2 separate regions of the Homo sapiens genome follow, and region 1 is linked to region 2. Evidence: chromatin loops called from intact Hi-C (ENCODE). Cell type or tissue: endothelial cell of umbilical vein. All regions are shown on one strand. Each heading gives the region's core, and the rest is flanking DNA. Links, peaks and the distances in the headings are about the cores only. Region 1 overlaps CCDC178 (coiled-coil domain containing 178). Region 2 overlaps CCDC178 (coiled-coil domain containing 178).

Region 1 (8,350 bases), core at 101-8,100, 190 kb before region 2:
ATAAATCAAAACTTTTACCTTACTCCAACAATATGAACAATTTGGCCCCTTTTCTTCTGTTATCCTTTCTCCCTCCTTGTTTCCTGGTCATAATTAATTGTGCTAAGAATTATGGCTTTCTTATCATTAACATGCTGTTATTGTTTTTACCATGTAAATTTCCACTTTCAGAAAGTGTTTAGTCTTTTGCATTTAATTTTGTAACCATATCTTCAATAATTATTTTTATAATATTCTACATAGTAAATGGATTTTCATATTTGTTAAGAATTCTTTTAACTATAACCTCTCCCACTTCAGTGATTTTAATATCAATACATCTCTTAGTTGATCAAGCCACACATTTTGGGATTTCTTTCCAGTAGGCAATTGAGTTTATACATTTTCCAAGTTGTCTTTACTCATGAACAACAAATGGTGGTATATAAATTTTTTAATGTCACAATCTCAGTCCTTAACTGTAAAAGAAAATAATTACAAGATGTGCCTTCGAGACTTCTAGTGAGAATTAAACATGTAAACATGAGCACTTAAAACAGTTTTTGGTACAAAATAAGTGGACATCACATTAACAGTTCTATTGTTGTCATTATTATTTCTTTTCAAAAACTACAGATTTTGCTCATTCGTTTATTGGTATTTTGTTTGGTTGAGAGAAACCCTGAAGGTATTTTTTTATTGCCTTTAAAGATAACCTTTCATTCCTATTTTTGTTCATTTACAATATCAAAAAGTTGCCTTTGTATATTTTAAATTAATAATTTTTCATTTTGCTCAAATAAATATGAAATATTTAATCTTGAACTCAGGGTTTTTTAGTTCGAGTTTGGGAAACTTTTGTTCTATTTTTGTCTTTCACTATTATTTACATTGCATTTGCTTTGACTTTTAAAATTTGATACCACTATTCCTGGACTATATTTTGTTTTCTGTTTTCTATATAATTAAAAATCTTTTGTTTTCCTTTGTCATGCTCAGGGAGATCTCTATTTGTGTCCTTCACATTAGTGTCAACTCTGAAGCCACTGGGATTTTGAGGTTATTTGTTCAAGAAGTTAGCTTCCCCTAACTCTTACATAGACCTCATTGAAAATCCACGTTGGATAGAGTCTTAAAAGAGCTATCATAGTTAGTCTTATAGACATTTGAGAGAAGAACATTCCAGAGACAAACTATTCAGTTGGCAGCATGCCTATATGTTCAAGAAACAGTAAGGCCACCAACTAATGTAGGGCAGAGGGAGCAATGAGGAGGATGATAGGTGAGGCTAGAGAGATAATGTGAACCCTTTTAAGGAATTTGACATTTACTTAGAATGAAATGGAGAAATATTTCAGGTTTTGAGCAGAGGAGTGGTAAGTCCTGACTTATGTTTGAAAAGATTGACTGAGGCTACTGGGTTAAGAATCACTGAGACTGCTGGTTCAGAGAACGAGAGTGGAAATAATAACGTCTTTATTTCCTACTTGTAAAGTTAATAATAACAGTAATAATAATAAGATAATGAAGTCATTATATTACTAAAATAATCAATGACTATGTAAATTATCTTGGCTTGTGAACGAGTTACTAGGCATATCAATAAAGCAGAGACAAGAAAGGCAAATGCAGTTATAATTTACTGCATAAGTTAAGATGAAGATAATGCCTAATAAAAAAGAAAAATTATGTGACAGGAAAGCAAACTTAAAAACAAAGTTAAAAGGCAGATGACTCATTGGAAAAAGAAAAATAGTTGCAAAATATGTGGCACCTAATATCTTTAATTTATTGAGTGTCTATAAATGAAAAAGCAATACAAAATATTCCAGAAACTATGAAAATTCAGTTCATAAGAGCAAATATGTATATTAAATTGATAAATATTTCTGATAATCTCAGGACTTGAATTAATACAACAATGATATACCTTAATATAGGAAAAGAGGAAATTATGCTAATATCCAGAGTTACAATAGCCGCATTGGAAATGTGAATTTGTCCATTCCTTCCAGATGGAAATTTTGCAATGTTTTCAAAACCTCCTAAAAGAATATATGCTATGATCTACTACTATTCAACATTAAAAATATGTCCTATAAAAATGATTAGGAAACTATACAAAAATGGTTATTTAGGAATTTCCATCTAAGTGTGCTTTTATATTAGTAATGTGATACACAATAAGAGATAAGGCTGAGAATACAGGTAAAGAATATATTGTGAGGACTCAGTGAAAAGTTTACACTTAATTTGCAGGGGGAGACATGAAAACTTTTTGTGGAGTGTAATGTGCTCAGAGATGAGCTGTATAGCAAGATCAATTAGAGAGCATCATACAGGATGAACTGAAATGAAATGTAGGCACTAGTTGCAGATAAAAGTCACAAAAAAGTGATTTGGTCGTCAGAGAAGTGATGAGGCACTGATGGAATAGGAATGCGGATGTAGACCCCACAGAGCCCAATGCCAAATCGTGTGTCATGTGAAGAAAACATTAGAAGGTAAGAGGTGGTGCCATCCTGGTTGACTGGTAACAGCTTTGCTGGCATTTTCAGTACAAAGAACTTTTGACGACTGAATTTTCTTAAAAGATGACCTGTTTTTAACATAGTAGATCCTTTTTTTTTTTTTTTTTTTTTTTTTTTTTTTTAAGATGGAGTCTTGCTCTGTTGCCAGGCTGGAGTGCAGTGGCGCGATCTCGGCTCACTGCAACCCCCGCCCCACCGGGCTCAAGCGATTCTTCTGCCTCAGCGTCCCGAGTACCTGGAATTACAGGTGCGCACCACCACGCCCAGCTAATTTTTGTATTTTTAGTAGAGACGGGGTTTCACCATGTTGACCAGGATGGTCTCGATCTCTTGACCTCTTGATCGCCTGCCTCGGCCTCCCAAAGTGCTGGGATTACAGGCGTGAACCACCGCGCCCGGCCAGTAGAGACTATTTAAGTGGAAATATGTACCCAGTAATTCACCTTGCAGAGGTAGAGTTTGGGATAAGGAGTAAGAATGGAGTATAAGATCTGGGAGTCAGCCACTGCGTTGATAGTTGAAACCAGGGGAACACATAAAAACCTTGAAATAAAGTAGAAAATATTTGAAGACAGAATCTGGATATGTTACTCAATACATTATTGTTTCTCAGCTCTTTTCTATTCAGTTTGGTAAACCGGTTGGGGGCTCTGCAACGTTTCTCCTTTGTCACCGGGCTCTAAGTTAGGCTTTGCCAATAGGGGGCACTAGAGGGAGACTGGAAAATTTAAGGAGAAAAAAGAAACTTGTTCCTTACTGCTTGCTTCCTTTAGCTTCCTGTCTGTTTGTGGCTCTTGTCAGCGTCTTCCTAGGGAGCAGCAGTTCCTTCCCACAGCTTCACCTTAATACAACCCACGGCTTTTGCAACGCTTGCAGAACTGATTTTTTCACATCCCACATCAAAGACATCAGAGCCAGCCAACTGAAGCCCCGCCTCTGAAGTCTGTGCTCCAGGCTGGCAGAGCCTGTTCTTTTAACCCAGAGACATTCGCATCAGTCCAGAGGTTTGAGTTTCAGCTCCACAGGGGCTCAAAAGTGCCAAACATTGCCAAAGTGTTGAGTTATATATTCTTAACTTTGCCATTAGGGAGAGCATCACTGATAAAAAGAGTGGCATCAGTCCATTGGTGAAGGCAGAAGATCAAATGTAAAGATGAAAGGGGCAAGTACATGGAAAGGGGAAGCTTTGAAATACTTTTTCAAGGGCTTTAGTAATCAAGGAATGTAAATGTTTTAATTTATTTGTTTGCAACTTTTAAATACCGGAAATAAATATTTTTCAGCAAAAGGGAAAGAGACAGGATTGAGGGAGAGATTGTATTATATGTTGTGTGATGCAGGATTTGCTTAAATATTTGGTTTGCATTTCACTTGGTGAATGCTTTGAAGTACAGAATAATACCTCACTCCTGTGAGCCTTCCAGGGTCTGTCACAATGTCTAGGACACAATAAATTATCAACATTTGCTGAATGGAAGTCCAAATGAAGTGACGCAACTCCTTAAATAAGTGAAAAAGTAAAATTTATATTTCAGTTTACTTTGGAAAAGATAAACTATATTGATTTTTGTTCATTCATTCATCGATGTATTTGTTCATTTTGAAGTCATGTGTTGTCAGAATCTGTGTGAGATTCTGAGCGTATTACAAAGGCAACACCTGCTTTTAATTAGCCCCCCTAAGCAAAGGTGAAAAAAACAGGCACAAGCCAATTAAAATAAGGTGTAACAAGTACTTTTCTTGAATTAAGCACAGAGTTCTCTAGAACCTGGAAGAGGGGCTTGCAGGAAATCTGAAAAAAACTTGCGAAGATGAGTATTGCAGAACTAAATCTTGGAAAGTGGGAACAAGACAGCCAAGAAAAGAATACTTCAAGTAGTGAAAACATTAGGAGGAAAGACATACAAGTGTCGAAAATCAGCATGCATTTAGGGAACTGCAGTTGGTTTATAGCGTTTGTAGATCAGAGGCAGGGAGAAAGGTCCTACATAGAGGTAAGAACCATGTCATGAAGGCTCTGAATGTCATACTAAGGAGTTTGTGTGCTAGGTTATGAATAATTGACCAGAAGGGTAACAAAGCTACACTTCCAGCTGAAAAACATCGCACTAAACTTCGCAGATGTTTCCGCTGGACTGCTGTTTCGCATTAGTGTTGCACTAACAGGCTATTGGTAGACTGAAACATTAATCTTGTCAGCACTTAGAGTTGTTGGGAATGGCCTAAGGATGGCTCGAGATTAGGCTTAGAAGCCTCTCCCATCAAAGAACCTTGTCCCATTACCCCAGTGCAATGAAGTGAAAATTTCTTTTTCTATGCATTCCATGACATAAACATGGTTCACTGTCATTGATTACATGTAATAAGTTGGAGACAGAAAAACGATATTTGATGAAGCTATACCAATGAAGAATTTAGAAGTGAAATTATGAAGTTCTAGTGAGATGAAAGAGTGAATTCCAGATTTTTTTGAGTTAATGTAGACAGAACTTGTTGAGTCTTTGGGTGCTGATGGTGAGAGGAATTGTCCAAATATATATATATCAGGTTTCTGACTTTGACAACAGGAGAGTTGTGGTGTCGGTATCCAAAACCAGAAACTATAAATTGAGGAATAGATTTGGAACTGGATTCAATCAAATGTAAAGTATCTTTGGAGGAGCTGAGTACAGTGCCCAGTTGAAATCTGTTAACTGAATCTGAAATTCAGTTAACAGAATACGGTTGCAGAAATTATAAGCATATGCATTGCATCAGAGGCTTCAGGAAATCTTTAATAATACAGGAACCTTGGAGAAGAAATATCAAGACACAGCCCTGGTTGGGTGATTATGAGATGGAAAAGGGAGTAAGAATAGCGGCAACAAAAGACTCAGAGGTTGTAATTAAAAAACGAAGTATAGGAGTTTGAAACTTCAGAGGTGGCATCATTCCAGATGACAACAAGTTAGAATGGTGTCCATGGGTATGAATGGTTAATGGAATGTGTAATTGAAGTTAACTTGATTTGAGTAATCCCATAAATTCTAAGATTAAAATGTTGGATAAGTCATCACAATAGATACTGAAGTAAAAGAGTATGATAGGTGGAACAAGAGATAGACAGGAAGAGAAGACTGAGTACCATGGGCCAAAGCCTTTGCTTTAGTGTGGAAAATGACCAGGAGACCATTGAGTGGCAGGGCAATAGGTGAGAGAAGGCAGAGTATTTTATTATTTAATCTATATAAATTCATAACAGGAGTATTTTCACATAAGCATGGAGGAATAATGGTTTGGAAGCAATAATGGACAACTAGGTATACACTAACTGCAATTAAACCTTCTAGTATATGGGTCCCTAATAAAGTAGCAGTCTGTAATTCAGACCCAGGTTTAATTAATACAAACAGTTGTATCTAGTATTCTGAAATAAGGATAAAATATAGCTAAGCTTGTTTACCGAGAAATGGCACCTCCAAAGTTCACATTGGAAGGGTTTAGACTGGGGTAATTGTTAGTTCAATTAATGAATATATATTGAGTTCCTGCTACATTAAATACACTATTCTAGATACTGAGGATTGTTGCAGTAAAGCACATCCCTTAACTCTGAGAAGCATATTAGCCTTACAGAGGAGACAGAATAATAAACATCATTTTAATATGCTTTGTTAACCACAGACAGAAACAAGAAAGAGGGACAGTGTTAAAATGCAACTTCTAAACATTGCCACCGTTTCTTTTATCAGAAAAGTTTTCAAGGAGAGAAAGCGAGTTACTGGGACTACCAAGACTTGATAGGTATTGCCTCACCTATACCATTACTAAAGGCATCGACAAAATATTAAGTTATTATAAGTATATATTTATATATCAGTGTCTATCATCAAGAATTTTTACAAATCGCATAAAATGGGCTAAGCATTGCTAAACATAGCATAAGATATTTTTAAATCTTGGTTGTTCATATAATTAAAAAGACCTCCAGTTGTCCTGTCCACCTTCCTTTAAATAGTATGAATTTTACTTGAGAGTTCTTACCTTCAAGAAGGTCACCTTGTCCTGCTTTCATAAAAAATGAATTTAATGTTGCATAAATGAGATAGCTACAGGATTATAATGTTCATAAGCATAGATCTTAGCCTAAAGTGTTCCACCAGAGCCAGGAAATTGTTTTTAGTTACTATACGTTTCTAGTTCATTTCTATTTGTTTAAGCCTTTTAGGAGAGGTAGAGATAGGGAGATAGATAGAGAGAGAGAGACAGAGAGAGGCAAGCTAGCTCTTACTTTGTCTTTAGTGAGTTATCAGTGGTTTTCCATAGAAGTAACAGCACCAAGTGTTCCCTGTTAAAGTTAGGATTTTTGAATGTGGCCCTGATGCTCTGACAAATATCACAAATATGACTTGCAGTGTCCTGTGGGGAGTATTGTTAACATTACCCAGGTAGCCCTCCCACTGTCTGATTTATTTGCTTATAGAGAACATGTATACCTGACTTCCTGAGGGAGCTGCATATCTCAAATTTGGGTGTCATGATAATAATAACAGTTTGAGAGAAAATGAAATAGGCTATAAAGAGAAAGGAAATGGAATATATAAACTATTGTACAGTGTCATGTTCATTTTCAGTACTATATAGAATAATGAAAATGTTTTTCAATAACCTTTGTTGATTTTTATAATGTGAAACACACTTTATGGAAAAAGACAATGAATGTACAAAGCAAAAAAAATTAGTAGAAATAGTTTTAGCTTTTGATTCAAATCTCTGCATTATTTCCCATAAGTTTAGAGTTGAATTCTGAAATAGAACAACTTTAAGATAAAGGATCCTTCTTTTCCCAGCTTTGGCAATTCTAAGTTGATCTTTCAGGGTTCGAGCATAAGTATTTTTTTTTTTTTTTGATAAAGCAATCCAGTGTGGTAGGCCACAAAGGTTTCATTTTTTTAATTTTACAGTTGCAGTTGGAAAGCTTAAACTTAGAGATATTAAACAAGACTTTCTCATAATCACTCAGCTTTTAAGTTTCACACCTGGAATTATAATGGGTCCCCCTTCTACTAACCCCCACTACCCCACTACACACAAATATCCTGAAAGCCCTCAGTAAACAATAAAGCAGTAGGATATTATTACCACTCCCTACAAGTGCCCAGATGCCCTTGCGTTTGTCATTGTTCTTTGGGTACTAAGATCAAGTGGCTGGATGCGGTGGCTCGCACCTGCAATCTCATCACCTGGAGAGGCTAAGGCATGAGGATCGCTTGAGTCTAGGAGTTTGAGACCAGCCGAAGCAACATAGTGAACCCTCAGCATTATGGAAATTTTTAAAAATTAGCCAAGAATAGTGGCACACACCTGTAATCTCAGCTACTCAGGCGGTTGAGGCAGGAGAATCGCTTGAGCCCAGGAAATCAACACTGCAGACAGCTATGATAGCACCACTGCGCTCCAACCTGGGTAACAGAGTGACACCCTGTCTCAAAAAAATTAAAATGAAATGAAAAAATTAAGATAAATCAAGGGGAATTAAGGCCCAATAAAGGCCCAAAACTTTGTGATCAAGTGACTTCTGAAGTTAAAAGGTAGACAGAATGCAAGCAATATATCAAGTCCTTCTCAAAATGTTCATTAGTAAATCAGGCTTACCTTTACAAGGGGCACTTTACTCAGGCACATAGAACAACAACAAAAAACTCCCCATTTCAGCAGGTTCCTCTCACAACACCATAACTATTACCTCTATGATGGGAGACAGGCAGGTGATGTATGTTGTGCTGGAAATATTATCAGAAGTTATGAGGTAATAAAATGTAGTACCATAATTTGCACCCCTAGTTTAAAGATATTCGTAT
Region 2 (8,350 bases), core at 106-8,105:
CAATTCCCTAAGGATTCTCTGGAGAACCTCTATATGAACAAGATGTTTTATTGGTAGAGAAGTATCTCATAAAATCAGAAATGTAGTATTATACCAGCTCTGGTTATTTATATTGCAAACAGGGAATTTTTGTAACAGCCTTATTGATATATAATTCACAAATCATAAAACTCACCCACTTAAAGTATACATTTCCATGATTTTTTTTATATTCACAGATTTGTACAACCATCACCACTAACTTTGAAAATGTCATCACCCCAAAAAGAAGTTCCATACTTAATAGCAGTGGAGACACATTCCCTCCTATTTCAGTTGCTGTAACTTCTAATCTATTCTGTGTCTATAGATTTGCCTATTCTGCACATTTAATATAAATGGAATCATAGTGTATGTAGATATAGCCTTTCGTCACTGGCTTCTTTCTTAATGCTTTAAGGCATAATGCTTTAAAGGTTCATTGAGCTTGTACCAGTATTTCAGCTTTTTGTTTGTTGAACATTTCTTCATATGACTATACCATATTTTGTTTATTCATTCATCACTTGATGGGCATTTGGGTTGTTTCTACTTTGAGGGTATTGTGAAAGTTTGGGTGGACATACCTTTACACTTCTCTTGAATGTGTACCTCAGAGTAAAATTGCTGAGTTATATAGTAACTATATGTTTAACATTTTGAGGAGCTGCCAGAATGTTTTCCCACCAACATGTATAACAGTTCCACTTTCTCCACATCTGGTCAGCAGTTTTTATTTTCTGCTTTTTTGTTGTTTGGTTGATTGGTTTTTAACCATTCCAGTGAGTATGAAGTGGTATTCCATTTTGGTTTTGATTTCTCAAATGACTAATAATGTTTAGCATCATTACCTGTGCTTATTAGTCATTTATATATCTTCTTTGGATAAACGTCTATTCAAATATGTTGTTCCTTTTAAAATTGAGTTATTTGCCTTTTTATTGACTTGTTAGAGTTCCTTGCGTATTCTAAGGACAAAAGTCCTTCATCAGCTATAAGGTTTTCAAGTAGTTTGTCTGATTCCTTTGGTTATATTTTCACTTTCTTAATGGTTTCCTTTAAAGCACAAATGTTTTTAATTTATCTTGAGTTTCAATCTATCTTTTTTTTTCTTCTGTAGCTTGTGCTTTTGGTATCATGTCTAAGAGGTTCATGACTAATCCAAAATTACGAAGATTTTCATCTGAGGGTTTTATAGTTTAGTTTTTACATTTATGTCTATGATCCATTTGAGTCCATTTTCTATGCATATTTCTGGACTTTCAATTCTATTCCATTCTTCTGTGTTTCTATACTTATATCACTACCACTGTCTTGATTATTTGTAACTTTGTAGCAAGTTTTGAAATCCAGAAGTGTGAGTCCTCCAACTTTGTTCTTTTGTTAGATCGTTTTGGTTCTTCTGAATCCTTTGTATTTCCACATGAATTTTAGAATATACTTCTCAATTTCTCCCAAATTATGTAACTTGACTTTTTATTGGGATTATTTTAAACCTGTAGATGAATTTCGGAAGTATTGCCATGTTAACAATATTAAGTCTTCTGATCTTTGAACATATAGATGTCTTTCCATTTACTAGGCCTTCTTTAATTAGTTTCAACAGTATTCATACTTTTAGACCACAAGTATTACACTTCTTTTGTTTAATTTATTTCAAAGTATTTTATTCTTTTGATGCTATTTTGTTGGAATGATGGTATTTGGGGATTATTTGTTGATAGTGTATAGAACATAATTGATTTTTGTTCATTGATCTTGTACCCTTCAATCTTGCAGAACCCATTCATTGGTTCTAATATTTTTTTACTGATTTTTTAAGATTTTCTATATATAAAAGCATGTCATATATCATCTGTAAATATAGTTTACATTCTTCCTTTCCAAACTGAATGACTTTTATTTCTTTTCCAGCCTAATTTCTCCATGTAAAACTGATAGTAAAATGTTGAATAGTTGTATTCACATATTTATTGTCTTTTTCTTGACCATAGAGGAAAATATATATTTACTATTGAATATAATGTTAGCTATAGGGATTTTTGTCAATAGTCCTTACCAAATTGAGAAGTTCCCTTCTATTCCTGTCACATCAAGTACTTTTCATTAAGCATTGCCAAATGTTTTTTCTGCATCTGTCATTTTGCTAAGTTTTTCTAAATGTTTTTATTTTCTGTACTTCTATTATTTTATTGCTTCATTCTCTATGTTAAGTATATATTTTCCAGTGTGCCATTTTAATTCCTTTGCTGTTTCTTTTATATGTGTTTTGAGTTAATTTGTTAGTGGTTACACTGGGGAATACAAGTAACATCTTTGCTTATAACAATCTAATATCAATTAATACTAACTTTAATAGTATTCAAAAACTTGACCCCAATAAAGCTCTGATCCCCCTCCCTTTTTTCTCTGTTACTGTCATACAAATGACATTTTTCTACATTATAAGCCCAGCAACAAAATTAATAATTATTTCTTTATTCAATTGTCTTTTAAATTCATGAAAAGAAGAAAAGAGTTACCAACAAAAATACATTTTTATGGCAATTTATATCTATCTGTGTAGATACCTTTGCTGATGCTTTTTTTTCATAATGTGGATTTGATTTCTTGCCTAATATTTTTTCATTTTAGTCTGAGGAGCACTCTTTAGAGCAGATCTGCTAGCCAAAACAAACAAAATCTGTTTTGTTTTTGTTTTTGTTTTTTGCTGATCTGGGAATGTCTTAACTTCTCCTTCATTTTTGAAAGATAGTTTAACCATATATAGAATTCTTAGTTGACAGTATTTTTTCAATACTTAATATATATCATTATTCAGGCCTTCATGATTTCTAATGGTAAGTCAGCTATTTATATTTTTGAGAATCTCTGGTACATGATTTACTTTTTTTCTCTTTGTCTTTCAGAAGTTTGACTATGATATTTCTATATACGGAAATTTGAGATTATTATATTTAGAGGTTACCAAACTTCTTGAATGTGTAGATTAATGTTTTTCCTCCAAATTTGGAAGTTTTTCCCCACAACTCTCAGAGGCTCTGTTAACTTTTCTTTGTTCATTCTCTTTCTATTCTAACTGAAGAATCTCAAATGACCTATTTCAAGTTTACTGATTCTATCCTATGCCACTAAAAGTCTGTTGTTGAGCCCCTCCAGGGAATGCTTTTATTTTAGTCATTATACTTTTTAACTCCAGCATTTTTATTTGGTCCTTTTTTATAATTTTGATTTTCTTATTGATTGTTTCTAGTTGTACACCATACATATAATTCCTTCAGTTCTTTAAGTTAGATTTCTTTGGTTCTTTGAACATATTTATAATAACTGATTTCAAATTTTTGCCTAGTAAATCCAACATCTGGGCTTTTTGGATTTTTTTTTTTTCTATTTACCATATTTTCCCCAATTAGCCATGGTTTCCTGTTTTTGTTGTTGTTGTTTGTTGTTGTTGTTGTTTTTGAGACGGAGTCTCGCACTGTCTCTCAGGCTAGAGTGCAGTGGTGCGATCTCGGCTCACTGCAAGCTCCGCCTCCCAGGTTCACGCCATTCTCCTGCCTCAGCCTCCCGAGTAGGTGGGACTACAGGCATCTGCCACCACGCCCGGCTAAGTGTTTGTATTTTTAATAGAGACGGGGTTTCACCGTGTTAGCCAGGATGGTCTCGGTCTCCTGACCTCGTGATCTGCCCCGCCTTGGCCTCCCAAAGTGCTGAGATTACAGGCGTGAGACTTTCTTTTTCTTTTTTCCTTTTTTTTTTTTTTCTTCTTTTGAAACAGAATCTTGCTCTGTCACCCAGGCTGGAGTGCAGTGGCATGATCTTGGCTCACTGCAGCCTCTGCCTCCTGAGTTAAAGAGATTCTCCTGCCTCAGCCTCCCAAGTAGCTGGGATTACAGGCACCCACCACTACACCCGGCTAATTTTTGTATTTTTGGTAGAGATGAGGTTTCACCATGTTGGCCAGGCTGGTCTCAAACTCCTGATTTCAAGTGATCTGCACGCCTCGGCCTCCCAAAGTGCTGGGATTACAGGTGTGAGCCACCACACCCAGCCTCTTTCCTGTTTCTTTCCATGTTTTATACTTTTTTATTGTTGCTCAAAACTAGACATTTCAATTAATATAATTTGGCAACTCTGGAAATCGAATTTTTTCTCCCCAGGGTTTTTTGTTCTTGTTATTTGTTATTGCTGTTGTTGCTGCTACTGCTGTGCCTTGTTTTGTGATTTTCCTGGACCAATTCTATAAAGTCTGTCTTCTTTATTATGAGCAGCTACTGAAGCTTCTCCCCAAACAGACTAGTAATTTGACAAATATTTTTTAAATGACCTGAGCCAATAAGTCTCCCAGATGTTGTCAGTGGACTCTGTGTGTGTGTGTTATACATACATAAAACAATATAGTAGGTTATAATTATGTCTTTTCCTTTACTTCCTGCTTATACAGGTCCTCTAGAAAAAACAGCAGTAAGAAAGTGGAACATTGTCGTGTCTTTTCTGAGAATGTAAACTGCCCTACACATAGGTGTGCCTTTTAGATTGCTAGTGCTTTGTCAGAGATTTTCAAAGACCCTTTAAAGACATTTCTTTTTCCAGTTTTTCCTTTTAAGTTTTTCAGTTAGCCTCTTGCTAGCCCCAATAGGTGTCACTTCTTCAGGAAACTGTGGTATCAAACAGTTCCTACTGATTGTACTAAACAAACGCTCTAAGCATGCGCTTGTTTACACTGATTAAACTATGAGTCTTGTCAAATAAAGATAAGCCCTGCATATGGGATTTTTCCAGGGAGTTTCTGGGCAGATCAAATAGTGACAAGAACACCACACTCATTCCGCTGCATCCTGTGTTTACTAGAAATTGGTTCTCACAGTTATTGTGGTATTAAGGCTGTTGGTTTTCCAGGTTTACGAGGAGTTGAAGTAGGAGAATGGGAATAGAGCAAGCTAGAGCATTACAAAGCTTACAATTTTTACAGAAATTCAGCTGTTTTCCTTGAATACTTTTCAGACTGTGGGCAAGGATGTTGGTTAATTTTCAGAGTTCTGTCAAGTCAAGGTCGATTTTTGACAAATTTTGCTTTCATGAAGGGGCATATTTTCGGAGCTCCTTATTCCACCATTTTAGAACTGCTTCTCCGCAAACATGAATTTTTAAAATAAGTCATGATCTTTTACACAGTGTACCTTGATGTGAACAAGATTGTCTAAATAGGAGTGGTTATAACATTGGCAAGATCTTTGTATGCATATATATAGTCTTCCCTGGATTTTTCTTGGGAAAGTGCAATATTGACACTTAAGTGAAATACCTTTCATCCATGTCCACTTCTTGAGTGAAATTATCCCTTTCAAAGCTCATACTCTATTTCCGCACTGAAGGCAGAGCAAATGACATCATTTTTTAGTTACAAGAAAAAATTTATATTTTGGCTTACATACTTCTTATAACTTAAAATATAGTAAATATAAAAATAAATCATAGCCTTATGTCATAAAATTATATGTGCCAAGATAGCCTTCTTAGTATAAAATGGAATGCATTTAAAAAATGGTTCACCACTTTGAGTACCCAAAGCCAAAGATAAGTAGAAGTAAATACTGATGAACTTTTATTTTACTTTTATTTTCTTCACCAAGGAGATTAATCATAAACTTGGAAAAGGTAAATAGTAACAAGAGGGCCCAAATCCCTTAAGACTGATAGTGTCCATACCCAGCAAAACAGTCCTGGATCCTGAAAGAATGTATCTATATGATTAAGGAACTAAAGTTAGTTACTGGAGAGAAGCTGTGAAGCAGGTGAAAGAAATGTGAAAACACTAAAATTAGGAAATTTGTCTCATTTTTCAAAAGGAGGAGAAACTAAAGCTTGGTGGGAGTAAAATTAAGCCTCATAAAAGTATTCTAGATTGGTTTATTTAGGAGATTATAAGTGAAATCCTATAAAAGGAAAAATGTGTTATTGAAATATATGGATTCACTAAAAATTAATTATGTAAATTATGCCAAATTTCCCTCCATTCTCTTATAAACAAGTTTGCTCTAACTACTGTTTAGAGCATAGGCTGATATTTGCAAAATATAATATTTCATTGTATCCTTGTGTAAGAAACAGTTGCATAACCATAACCAAAGAAAATGGGTGGTTTTAAAGTCATCCTTGATAAGCCACTGGGCTGCTGCTGGACTCAATCATTTTTTATTCCTATTTGCTAAAGGCATACTTTAAAAATGTCTAGTTTCCAATATTATGGGGAAATTGTATCATATGGCGAAAAAAGGTTGAAGATTATCTTGATTATAAGCATAAAACTAAAATATGAAATTTAAAAGAAGACAGTGGAAACCATCTACAATTTAAGTTCCAATGTTCAATTATTTAAAGCCATAAGATGATTCTCTGGTTTTATATTAATGTTAAGAAAAATATTTTAGGGGAGCGCTGTAAAATGAGGCACTGCATGGACTGGATTAGCACCTTTTATGATTTCTGAGTTCTCTTCCAATGCCAAGATTTGGGGATTATATATAGGAACTTTTTATTTAAGGTAAAGTTGAAATATTTTAATAGCTGGCAAAAATCATATACATGTAAAATATTCTGAATCCTAATATCCCAAAGTGATGCATTTATCTCTACCTATGTCATTCTCTACAATAATTCTTACTTTATCCTGGTGATTGATATTCATAAAGCCTGATATATGGGAATATCACCCTTGAAATAATTAGTATGCATGTAGAAACAAATTTCAGATCACTTCTTCAATGCTGGCATGCAAAAGCCTGTGCTAAAAATAAAATACAGGAAAATAATATAATGTTTTGCAGAAATAACATTTAAGTATTCAAATTGAGCCCTCACTATCTTAAATTGTAGCTATGTGACTTTATCTAATGAAAGAAACTAAATGAATCCATGCTAATGCATTATTGGTATGTGAAGAACAAGAAGAACAAATCACACAAATTTCCCCACTTAATTATTGTGATAGAAATTCATTGTCATATTATTGACCTATTTGATCATGCCCAAGTTAATCATGTCTGAACCTTTCCCAGTGGGAAATAAGCTTGTTCACTTCCTGTCTTGCAAGAAAATCAACTAAAACTCAGTCACATATGCCTATAGCCCGATCACTGCAGCCCACCGTAACCATCATCTCCAACAGGGAAACTGTAGTCTGCAATGAGCCCAGGAGACTCATCACTTCCTGTGTCCTTTTTTTTTTTTTTTTTTTTTTTTTTTTTTTTTTTTTTTTTGCATTCTGCTCAATCATTTGCCACGTTAAGTTAAGCCTGTTTGCCAAAACCCTTCCTGCTTTCTCTTTGCAAGGAGCTGTTTTGAAATACTGAAACAGAGTTTACGTGCAGTAACAGACTAGTAAGCCAGCAACTTTAGTCGCTTATTAAAGTCAAGCATGTGTCTTTGTTTCATGTTGCTAATGATGTGGAACCATAGAGGCCTGAGTATATTTCGCCTGGACGGTGTGGGAGCGAATGCTGAGAGCTCATTACTCGGCTCCCCATTGGAATCCTGCAGGCTTCCGCTCATTGAGGAGACTGTGGGGGCTTTGACAGAATTATTATACTGAATATTTTTAGACTCATTAACTATATCACCAAAGCAAAACATCTCTTCCTCAGATGCAAATGGCTGCAGCTACTGTGGCTTTGCTTTAGTTATTGCAGAAAAAAGGATGAAGCTTGAAAATAACTTAAGAAAAAGACTTCTCATGCCTGAATGTTTGATTTTGCAACTTATATTGGGACTGTTGTGGCTGTTTTACCACATTTGAGCCACTTGTATACAAGTGCTATTTATAAAGATAAACACATTCATTTCTCTATATTAAGCAGTAATCAAAATCTTTTTTAAATTTTCTGTGTGTTCTATAATGCATTTCTGGATGAGGCTTTGACGATTATGCTGTGAGCTGAGGGTTATGATATTCATTCCCAAGACTATAGAGTAACTTTTGGTGCCTGACCTAAATCCAAACTGAGAATGACTATGTAGTTAAAATAATAATTTGGGGGAATAGCTGTTCTCTAATTCAGGAATTGTAACATATGCTGCCTGGCGTGAAAGATGACACACTGTCTTAGATCATTACAATACCTTAACACAGCACTCTGATTTAAGGTTGAAGAGCAAGAAAGGAATTTTAACCTACCTCCAAATTGTCTTGCTCTTGTGGATTTCTGTTCAACTTTAATATTACTTTATTGAGGCTCTTGGTGATTTAATTTAGGCTTAAGCCCTTAAAGAAAAAAATATGCATACCTTAAAATTAATTCTTTAGAGCAAAGGACAGAGAACTACATTTATGGTC

Evidence for each region. A loop is a pair of places that touch in the nucleus more often than their neighbours do. Peaks named below come from ENCODE experiments on the same cell type or tissue, not always from the same donor. Only the 100,000 strongest peaks of a DNase experiment are listed, where the experiment ranks them.
Region 1: it touches region 2 in a loop (3-fold over the local background); 2 of 110 quality-filtered maps call a loop at or near these places.

Annotation. Positions count from the first base shown.
Region 1 is chr18:33,196,674-33,205,023 of GRCh38, reverse strand. The region is part of intron 20 of CCDC178 (coiled-coil domain containing 178); the gene reads left to right. Among named protein-coding and RNA genes, the nearest start is that of CCDC178, 240 kb to the left of the region's middle. In endothelial cell of umbilical vein, for the core only: a CTCF peak has its summit at 3,220 (motif pointing right); a DNase peak (open chromatin) is centred at 3,253; H3K4me3 peaks cover 205 bases.
Region 2 is chr18:33,010,695-33,019,044 of GRCh38, reverse strand. The region is part of intron 21 of CCDC178 (coiled-coil domain containing 178); the gene reads left to right. Among named protein-coding and RNA genes, the nearest start is that of KLHL14, 240 kb to the right of the region's middle. In endothelial cell of umbilical vein, for the core only: no CTCF peak of the experiment used is centred there; a DNase peak (open chromatin) is centred at 4,784; H3K27ac peaks cover 1,940 bases.